2 separate regions of the Homo sapiens genome follow, and region 2 is linked to region 1. A link is a loop called in an ENCODE intact Hi-C map of the cell type or tissue named here. Cell type or tissue: B cell. All regions are shown on one strand. Each heading gives the region's core, and the rest is flanking DNA. Links, peaks and the distances in the headings are about the cores only.

Evidence for each region. Hi-C counts contacts between places; a loop is a spot of excess contacts. Peaks named below come from ENCODE experiments on the same cell type or tissue, not always from the same donor. Only the 100,000 strongest peaks of a DNase experiment are listed, where the experiment ranks them.
Region 2: it touches region 1 in a loop (20-fold over the local background); 2 of 110 quality-filtered maps call a loop at or near these places.

The regions. Positions count from the first base shown.
Region 1 is chr15:77,991,881-77,997,248 of GRCh38, forward strand. It overlaps TBC1D2B (TBC1 domain family member 2B), which reads right to left. Exons shown (of 13, transcript NM_144572.2): 13 at 3,105-5,368. LOC91450 (a long non-coding RNA gene) reads right to left here and starts at 2,345. Exons shown (of 1, transcript NR_026998.1): 1 at 1,353-2,345. It also overlaps the pseudogene ADAMTS7P3. In B cell, for the core only: a CTCF peak has its summit at 3,207 (motif pointing left); a DNase peak (open chromatin) is centred at 2,291; H3K27ac peaks cover 1,280 bases.
Region 2 is chr15:78,168,326-78,173,693 of GRCh38, forward strand. It overlaps IDH3A (isocitrate dehydrogenase (NAD(+)) 3 catalytic subunit alpha), which reads left to right. Exons shown (of 11, transcript NM_005530.3): 11 at 597-3,620. The coding sequence ends at 680. ACSBG1 (acyl-CoA synthetase bubblegum family member 1) reads right to left here. Exons shown (of 14, transcript NM_015162.5): 13 at 5,268-5,368; 14 at 1-3,204. The coding sequence ends at 3,119. Among named protein-coding and RNA genes, the nearest start is that of IDH3A, 22 kb to the left of the region's middle. In B cell, for the core only: no CTCF peak of the experiment used is centred there; DNase peaks (open chromatin) are centred at 456, 3,206 and 5,136; H3K4me3 peaks cover 600 bases; H3K27ac peaks cover 5,000 bases.

The sequences.
Region 1 (5,368 bases), core at 237-5,236:
CGGGCGACCAGGATGCAGGCCTGCAGATGTGCACTTTGGAGCTCTGCCTGGAGCTGGGGTGGAGGAGCCTGCCTGCTGCCTCGTGCCCTCTGCCGGGCCTGGGGGATGTCCCAGGCCCAGGGCTGGCTGCTGTCCTCCTGCTCCTCTTGCTGGAGTAAGCAGGGCCTGGGGTTTGTTAGCAGCAGCGGCAGCAGCAGGAGCAAGGCTAGGAGGCTGGAAACAAGCCACATCCCAAAATAGCTCTGATAACCATGGGGCAGGAGGGCCCAGCCAAGCCTCAGCCCTGACAAGCACAGCCTGCAGCTGGCCTCCCTCCCCACTGGGCCTGGGCTCAGTCCCTGGTTTCCACTGATGGCCTGTAAGGCCCACTCACTCTAGGCTTTGTGGCCCACCTGAGAAGTGGGAGGCTGGCCTGGGAGATGGGACCCTGTGACTCAGAACCCGAGGCTGTGTACAGCCCCCGTGGCTGGAGGTGGTCACAGAGGCCTGGCAGGATAGGTGCACTGGAGCAGGGGGAGGTGGCGGGAGTGGACGGCAGAGGTTGCTGCAGGCTGGCAGGAGGCCCCTGGGACCTCAGTTCTGTGCCAGGATCTGTCGGGGAATACCAGGGGTGAGCAAGTATGGAGATGGGGTGGCAGGGTGTCACCCTGGGCAGGCTCTTTTATGGGCATGTGAGGGGGTCAGGGTGGGGTCTCAAGACCTTTCCTCCAGAAACTTCAGCCCAGCAGCGCCCGTTCTTGAATCCTGGGGTTGGCCATGAGCAGGTGGGACAGAAATAGCAACAGCTGGAGACGTGTGACCTTGAAACCGGGGCACTCTGCTTGGTGGGGAGCTGCTGGAGCCTCCTTAAGGTGGTTGGGGTGGGGAGCCAGGTTCTGATGCCCCCCCCGCCCCCCCACCCCCCCCAATCCCCCGCCCCCCCACTCCCCCCACTCCCCCCCACTCCCCCCCCACTCCACTCCCCCCCACTCCCCCCCCACTCCCCCCCACTCCCCCCACTCCCCCCACTCCCCCCACTCCAGGCTATAAGCGGGACCACCTGTCCTTCAGGTTCTGCGAGACGCTGCACCTAGTGGGCTGCTGCCAGCTGCCCACTGTCCGCACCCACTGCTGCCGCTCGTGCTCTCCGCCCAGCCACGGCGCCCGCTCCCGAGGCCATCAGCGGGTTGCCTGCCACTGACCGTGCCAGGATGCACAGACCGACCAACAGACCTCAGTGCCCACCATGGGCTGTGGCGGAGCTCCTGCCCCCTACGCCCTACGCCCTACGCCCTAATGGTGCTAACCCCCTCTCACTATCCAGCGGCAGGCTGGGGACCTCCTCCCCCCTCAAAAAAAGTATTTTTTTATTCTAACAGTTTGTGTAACATTTATTATGATTTTACATAAATGAGCATCTACCATTCCAAAGCACAGCATGACTTCATCTTGGATTTGGAGAATCTTAAAAGTGAGAAACTCTTCCCCCCACTCCTCTGCCCAAAACTCCACCGCCACAGCACCTCGGCAGGCGCGGCTTTTCACCTGCTCCTCTGGGGCAGATCTGCAGGGTACAGAGCAGCAAACAAGTCCGTGAGAGCATGGCGTCTGGTGAGGCACGGGCCTTGGAAGCTGGGGGGCTGCTGCCCAGGGAGGGCTATCTGCGGAGGGTCGGGTTCTGGGGGCAGGAAGGTCTTCCGGGCAGGGGCACAGCTTGGCCCTTACTTGCTGCCTGCCTCTAGCTCGGCTCCCAGCTTTCCCTGGGGCCCCACTCTGTGGTCCTCAGAGACCTGTTCCACAGGGATTGGGCCCACCTTGTCACTTGCAGGACTGCCCCTTGGAGTGATGGGGACTGGGGCCCCCAGGGGCACCTCCCTGGGCCTGTTGTATCTGTTGACTCTTCTGCAAAAAGTAGACAGAGAAGAGAGCAGGCTGGCCCGCTGTGCTCTACTGTGTCTGTCCCAGGACTCGGAAGGTAGGGAGGGAGCGTGGCCAGGGCGGCTGCCTGCAGGTGCGTGTCCTGCTGCTCCCCAACTCAACATGCTCACCTCATTTCACACCAACAAGCCCCATCCTCAGAGGAGGAGCCCAAGGCTCTGAGAGGAAGTAACTGGCCCAAGGGCACATGCCCTGGTGACACAGGCCCATCCTAGGCCCTGACTGCCCACCTCCAAGTTCCAGGCCACCCTGAGCAGGCCCCAGTGGCAGCTTTGCACAGAGAGGGCAGCCTGCCAGAGTTCACACAGGAAAGCAAGTTGCTGGGCAAGCTAGAGTGAGTCCCAGCCCCGCTGTGCTGCCCGAGGGTAGAGGAGCGTCAGGCGTGCTTCCTGTCTGTCTGCAGCAGCCCGGCTGGCCCAAAGAGACTCTAGGGACCCAAGCTCTGAGTCATGGCTTCCCAGGCCTTAGTCAGAACGGCCCCTGGTGGCACTCCCTTCCAAGGGGTGGGGAGCAGGGCCTGTCGACTTGCTCCTGACCCACACACGGAGCCAGTCCCTGTCCCAGCTCTGCCCCAGCTCTGCCGCCGCCGCTCTGCTGCGTGACTCCAGGAACCCCCAGCCTCGCTGAATCCATGTCCGCAGAAGAGAAAAGCCTGCCAGGCCTTGGCCTGCCCTGTCTGGGAATCCTTGCTGGAGCCACCCCGAAACACCCCTATGGGAACCCCTTTGGTCTTTATCATTCTTGGGTGTTTTCCACTGATGACTGCGGGTGTGCCCAGTGGCAGCTGGGCCTGAGCTGTCAGCCCAGGCAGGAGACAAACAAGCCTGTGACTCAGGCAGGGCATGGCACAGCTGGCGGAAGGAGGCATGCCTGTTCTTTGTGGCTGGGCGGGGGGTTATCCGGACACAGGGAGTCTCCAGCTTCCGGCTTTCCCACCTCGGTGCCCCCAGCCCACACCTGCAGCTTGGCCATGGTTCTTGGGGCCTCCCAAGGCTGCCCCTGCTGGCAAAGGCATCCTGATGCACCCGCCCCAGGGTGAGCCAAGGGCAGAGACACCCAGAAACGCCAGGCTGGAAGGTTGGAGAGCCCCTCCTCGCCCCCCGCAACACCAATAAGCCCTGCCCCACCCTCCAAGCCCTTGGGGTGAGCCCCATCACCAGTGACTATAACTGAATTTCAATGCAGAATATTATACAAATTAGTAGTTTATTTCTTCCTTTAGTATTACAGTTCCAAAACGTAACTTGAAGGTCAGCACAGGAGCTGCTGTGATATAAAAGGAGAGAGTCACCTGGCGCCCCCTGCAGTCCTCCAGTTGCCCAGCAGCAGTGGGACGTTCAGTGGCACACAGTGGGTCTCTGTATGGCCTCCCACCTGCAAGGACTTCCCCGGGCAGGCCCAGCTGCCCAGAAGCCCCGGAACACACAGGAAGACAACACTATAGGATGGCAGGTGGGGATCTGTGCAATACAAACATGTAGCTAGAAAACCCAACCGAGGATCTGTCTAGAATACTTCCGATATCAATATACCGTAGTTGAAACCAGAACCGTCTCCAGCTGTCAGCAGTCTTGGCGGCTACTGTACAGCTGTCAGCATGACTACAGGCAGCGCCCGAGGCTATCTGGGGTAAGAAGTGGGCCTGCACATCACATCGGTGAGTCAGTGAGAGTCAGGGCCAGAGGGAAAAGCAACTCGGAGGCTGAGGCTGGCACAGATACACACAAGGGAGTCACACACATAACATAATAACTTGTTATATAAAATAGATATGTGGAATCTAGAAACACCTTGAGAAAATAGCCTATAAAAATATAAACTGTAGTGAGAGTGTACAAAAGTATTAACAGAGGTTCAACCCATAAAAAACCCCATCCATTTAAAAGTTGGCAATTCCTAGCAGGTGTTGGGAGGGAGCTCCCCTCGGTCCTGGTGCGCACGTTTGGACAGGCCTTTGGGTTTCCCAGCTGGCAGGGTCCCCCTTGCAGGGGCCACGGGCTGGGTGTTGGGGTGAAGGTTCAGAGGAGGAACAGCAGCTTGGGGCAGCCCCTGTCAGAAGGGCCCCCTGCCATGGCAGCCAGTGGAGGCCAGGGACCTTCAGGGCACTGGAGGGGACAGAGCAGCTCTTTCCTCAGTGACCCGAGGGAGGGGAAGTGTTAGCGCAAAAGAGTGGGGCCCACAGTCCTGGAAGGAGGAGTTGGCTCCGTCCCGTTCCCAAACTTTAACCAGGCGGAGCCGCCCTCTCTTGCCTTCTGGACACGCATCACTTGATTCCAGGCAGGAGAACCTCTGAGAAAGTGTCCCCAGTCCCTTTCCTCCAGGAACTCTCCTGCTGTCGCACACACACACTGCCCGGCAGCTGCTGACAACTGCCTGGAAACACTAACATACCACCGTGGGTTGCAGCCACGACGGGCCCCTGGTCAGGTGCATCTCTCAGGGCAAACTGGACAACACGAGCCTGTCCCTAAAGGCAGCTCTTAGCCCCAGGACATGGCAGTGTGTGCTGGCATGTTCCAGGGGCCATTGGCTCGGAAAGTAAAACCTCAGGGCCCAGCCCCATTCCTGCTGCACCTCCTCAGCAGCCGCCCCCCAGGCTGACAGCTGTCGTTTCACGATGGGCTGAGGGGTGGGGGGGGTTCCAACACTTGATTCGAGCAGACTGCAACGCCCAGCTCACAGGACAACTGAAGGAGTCAGACCTCAAACTGCTGCTCTCAAAGACAAAGACAATGACAAAACCCATTTTTGATGCCTGAAAAGAGGCAAAGGCTTCTGGCTAAATATAGAGGCCAGCTCCGTCTACCCAGTGAAACATTAGTGGAGTTGGTTAAAGACACGAAGCCGGAGCTCACTCTAGCATGTGCTGAAACACCAACTTTGCCGTGGCATTGCCAAAAAGTTGACAGCAAAAAATAGGAAAAATACTTCTTAAAACTGCATTGCTTCAATTCTTAGTCTCAGTGTGTTCACAACAAAGGATGATTTCCAGTTTTTTTCGGGTAATATGAAACATTCCACTGAGATCATTTATCTTGTATTTTCATAACACTGTGCCAGAAAACATCCTCTCACATCTACGCATCAGGGATGGTCTAGAGCGATTAAGCAAAAACAAGCTCCTTGCTCAAAGCCTCTCCCCAGCCTTCAGAAAGGCAGTCCTCTGAGTTCCCAGAAACTGCTGTGTCAGAGGCAACAGTGCCCCTGCATCCTGGCAGAGAACAAGGATGTTCCAGGCAGTGGTGGGGTGGGCACACATCTGGGAGAGCTCACCCAAGCCTGCCCCAAGCAAAAAAGTTTCCCAGCCCCAGGCACTGGCAGCCGGCCTCCTGCACAACCCAGGCAGGTGGAGACACCAGGAGCACTGGCCATCCCCAAGGAGGCCATGGTTTTCAGCTGTCCAAGAGCGTTCACGCTGCGGCTGCACCACTGCCCTGCAAAGCACCCCCGA
Region 2 (5,368 bases), core at 295-5,294, 180 kb after region 1:
ATCAGATACAAAAATTAGTTGGGTATGGTGGCATGCACTTGTAATTCCAGCTATTCAGGACGCTGAGGCAGGAGAATCGCTTGAACCCAGGAGGCAGAGGTTGTGGTGAGCTGGGATCGTGCCACTGCACTCCAGCCTGGGCAACAGAGTGAGACTCCATCTAAAAAAAAAATAATAATAAAAACAAAAATAGATCAAAATATGTCTCAGGTCTATTCCTGAGACATATTTCCCAAGGATTTTTATGAAACTTCTTATTTAGATTCGCTTTTATTTAAATATCCATGACCAACTAATCTGGGTTAGGGTCTATTGTGTGAACAAAGGGAAAATTTTGGTAAAGCTCCCTGCCTCCCTTTGCATCAAGAGCACCTTATTCTTTGCAGAGTGCTGTTGTATACACTATGAGATTGGATCCCGATCCTCCTGGGCTGGGTAGATGGTGGTGGAGTGGTTCCTCACTTTGAAATGAGGAACTAAATGAAAGAGCAGCCGAGTAACTTGCCCAGGTGGCATCTCACTGAGGGCTTTAAAATCTCCTTGGTTTAGTTTAGTTTGCGGATACATCTTTTATTTTTGCTTTTTCCTTTTCTCAGAGCTTGACAAAAGATTTGGGAGGCAATGCAAAATGCTCAGACTTCACAGAGGAAATCTGTCGCCGAGTAAAAGATTTAGATTAACACTTCTACAACTGGCATTTACATCAGTCACTCTAAATGGACACCACATGAACCTCTGTTTAGAATACCTACGTATGTATGCATTGGTTTGCTTGTTTCTTGACAGTACATTTTTAGATCTGGCCTTTTCTTAACAAAATCTGTGCAAAAGATGCAGGTGGATGTCCCTAGGTCTGTTTTCAAAGAACTTTTTCCAAGTGCTTGTTTTATTTATTAAGTGTCTACCTGGTAAATGTTTTTTTTGTAAACTCTGAGTGGACTGTATCATTTGCTATTCTAAACCATTTTACACTTAAGTTAAAATAGTTTCTCTTCAGCTGTAAATAACAGGATACAGAATTAACAAGAGAAAATGTCTAACTTTTTAAGAAAAACCTTATTTTCTTCGGTTTTTGAAAAACATAATGGAAATAAAACAGGATATTGACATAATAGCACAAAATGACACTCTTCTAAAACTAAATGGGCACAAGAGAATTTTCCTGGGAAAGTTCACATCAAAAAGAGTGAATGTGGTATATTTCTAAATGATATGGAAAATAGAGACAGATTTGTCCTTTACAGAAATTACTGAGTGTGAATAAAAACTTCAGATCCAAGAAATATATAATGAGAGATATAATTTTTGTTAATAAGACAAAGGTAATATATTGGATACAAAGACACAAATGTATTGTGTGTTCAATTATTTTGTTGTCTTGAGATTTAATATTCTTTCCAAGAGCTTTTAATGAAGCAGAGAGCTAGTACTTCATTTTCACTGGATACATTTTCAGCATCATGAGTTGTCACAGCCTCTGAGCCCCTGATCTGAAGCCAGAAGGGCTGAGTGTATTGTAAACTTATTCTTGCATGTTGCTGTCTGGGAATGGACCACACTACAGCAGGTAGTTCTGGGGGCGATACTGCCGAAAGGCCCGAACACATGTATTTTGGCTGCAATTGAGGAACTTGGGATGCTATTAATTTTGTATTTCAGCAACTGCCCCTTCTCCTATCCCAAAGCACCAATTACTGCCCTCTGCCTCAGCAGTACCAGTATAAGATGACATTCCAAAGACTGGAGGCAACTCAGCCTGAGTTAATTCACAAAATTATGCCATGCTGGGGCTTGAGCTTGAGCTTGGGCTTAGGCTTGGGCTCAGCTTTTGACCCTCAGGCATCTCCTTTCCCTTCCTGTCTTCCTCTCCCTTCTCCTCTGCTGCAGCATGATTTTCTTAATCTTCAGACACTCACTATTTTCATGAACAGTTACCCTCTGTCCCCACAACCAAAGACAACTCATGGCCTCCTTTGGCCCTTGTGTAACATTGCAAACCTGTGGCTTTGCAAAATGTACCCAGGTCACAAGGGGATTTTTTTTTTTTTAGCAATGATATCCCTGTCTGGGTCACTTTTTAAGCTTGTAACCGCCCCCCCAGACTTATAATCTTAAATGTATTTTCCTTTGTTTAAGCTGCTGCTTCCTCTGTTTCATTGGATTGTGCCAGTTATCAGTGGCTCTTGGGTTCAAAGTAATAAAGAATTCCAAAACTGAGATGTTTGCTTTCTCTACCTGTTTCCTGTTCAGATGCCTTCGGTCATTTTGGCTCAGCTTGCTACTGAGAATGGCTGCTTCCCGTATTCAGAATGGAAGTGGGGTGGTCTGGTGGCGACAGGCTAACGTAGAGCTGGCTGCTTTTATGAGAATGCGCCACTTGACCCCATCCTGCACCTTTGTTTATTCCAGGGCACTAATGGTCACTCGCATGCCCGCTGTGCACAGTCCTGTGAGTTAAATGCCCACTACTCTCTGCACTGGTCCCACCTGCTCAATTGACAAAAAAAATCAGGTCCTTGTTGACAGTTCTGTTAAAAGGTTTAATATTCAAATTATACATTAAATAGAATCAAACAGGCAGCAGCAGTTTTATTAAGCATCAAGTCAGTTGGCATGTGGGTGGCGGAGTGCCTGGTAATGGAATAATAGGGTCGGCGATGCCCGCCAAGATTCCAGAGTAAGTCAGGTCGCTAGGTGAGTTGTGACTGATTGCTTTTCCTGCAGCGCACGTGAGCAGTATCAGCCATCTCTCTCCTACCCGCTCCACAGCCTACTGCTGGCTGTCCTGTATGTGAGCTAGCAGCTTTTTAATCTACCTGGAACTAAGGCCAAAAATTATCAGCCCTTTCGTTCTGGAAGGAGAGCTGATCTCATTTGTCACCTGAACAAAAAGCAATACTTAAACTGAATTAAAACTACCCACACGTGAAGCTTCTTGGAATTGTCAGCTATTGTTGGCGTAAGACCTGGTAAATGTAGAGCCAGTGCTGTGCCCTGACCTGGAGATCTAACAGACTTGGCAGAAATGCCTGTGCCCAGACTGAAGAGACCTGGGGCTCAGGAAGAGGCTCGGAACGCCTGCCCTCTATTCTATAGAAACTGCAGGCATAGGCCCTGATTACATTTTTTGCTCTTGGTAAAAGGAGTCAATGATACCTTTGTACTTCTCCAAAACTGTGAGCCGTTTCAGTTTCATCGTGGGACCTAAAAGGGAAATGAGAAGAAATGAGTGAGGCCCAGGCTCTGAGAACTCTGAGAATGTGTGTGGTAAAGACTCACACTCAGTCCTATATATAACTCAGGAATTAAGCCAGATAATCAGGACCGTCAGTAGCCAGCCTCCAAGACAGTGATCGCTCCTGGTATTCATATGGCTTGTGTGTAGTCTCCTGTGTTATACCACTGGTTGTGGCCAGTGGAGTATAGATGAAGGGTTGGTATGTCACCTCTGAGAATAGGTTATAAAAGATCAGTTTCTTTTATACACATAGGAAAGTAGTGTAAGCTACATCTGCCTTTTCCTTGACCTGTACCCAGTTTTGACCCTCAGTCCATTTTCTCTGAAATGGATTTATTTGTTCCATCTCTTGAATGAATAAATTGTTGAAGCAATTAAAAAATAGACTAGGTTTCTGTCTTGGGCTTTCTCTTGGACCATTCTTCCTGGGCAAGCCGGCTGCCATGTTGTGAGGATACACAGCCCATGAGAGGCCCACTGGCCACACACGGATGTTTCTGGCCAGCAGACAGCAAGGAGCTGAGGCCTGCCGACAGCCACGTAAGTGAGCGCGGAGGTGAGCCTCAGCTGCAAGTGACTGCACCCAGCTCACATTGACTGTAATCCCGTGAGACCCAAGCCAGAACCACTCAGCTAAGCTGTTCCTGGATTCTTGACCCATAGAAATGTGGATAATAAATGTTTACTGCTTTAGGCTGCTACATTTTTGGGGTCATTTGTTACACAGCAATGTATTAGATAGCTAGTACACATCATCTCTGCATTTTTGTGAACGTTTATACAACGTTGGACATTATGCTTTGATGGTTGTGATGGGGGTAGGGGAAGCCCAGGTTATGGGGAGCCTCTGCCATGGTCTTTATGAGAGGTCTTCCCCTAATTACTTTTCTTAACCTTGATTTATCCCCCAAAAGCAAGTTTGAAAGAGCTCTGATTTGAGGTCCTGGGTAGCTTAAAGTGCCTAACTCACTCTTGACTGTGTAACTGGAAACTTTCTGTGTTAAAGTCATTATATTAACTGCTTAGTGAAGACATCTTCTGTCTCTCTGACCTTGCGTTCAATATGCTGGCAGCAGACAGCCAGATAAGCTCAAGGTCTCTGATTGCAGCTCAGCTTTGCTGTAGACAATTGCATCTGGGTTCAGCCGTGATGGATTTGAGGGAATCACACTGGCATAACCATTTCTACCTCTCCTGTTCTATGAACATCCCATGAACATCTCTTGGCTACAGCCAAGAGTGACTTCAGCTGAGGCTGCACCAGAGCCCTCTCCTGGTTCTGTGGGCAGTGGTCCGGAACAGCCTTATCCCTTTGTCACACAAGCTGACTTTCCGGAAGATCACAGTACTCTCACCCCTAGAACCACGTGACTCCAGGCTGAACACTAGCAGGGCCTTGGTGTTGGCCTGGTAGTTCCATTGTGATTTTCGGAGAAAACAGTCCCATAGTCAAGGCCAAGTTAAATGTCATGTTCAGATTAGAAAGTTCTAGCACATATCAGCTGGGCGCAGTGGCTCACGCCTGTAATCCCAGCACTTTGGGAGGCCGAGGCGGGCGGATCACCTGAGGTCGGGAGTTCGAGACCAGCCTGACCAACATGGAGAAACCATGTCTCTACTAAAAATACAAAATTAGCCGGGCATGGTGGCCCATGCCTGTAATCCCAGCTACTCGGGAGGCTGAGGCAGGAGAATCACTTGAACCCGCGAGGTGCAGGTTGCAGTGAGCCAAGGTCGTGCCATTGCTCTCTAGCCTGGGTGACACAGCGAGACTCCATCTCAAAAAAAAAAAAAAAAAAAAAAAAAGGAAGTTCTAGCACATATCTTATACATTCAACAGACTCCACATAACCACAAGCCCATGCATGGAGCCATCAATGTCCTCTAACAGGAAGTAGATGGGTGTCACCCAGATTCCTGCCATGACCTTCTCTTTGCCGTGGCTGCTTCCTAACAGGCACCTCCTAGGCACTGCCATGGCCTCTGCCTTCCCACACAGCCCTTGCAATGGTGAAAAGGAAAAACCTACCCAACTCTCCACCCGAAATGGAGAAGTCTCTCTCGAGAATGGCCCACTTCTGGATGTGGTAGGGCCGGGCCGCCGCGTTCATGTTGACCCTCCGGATCCCC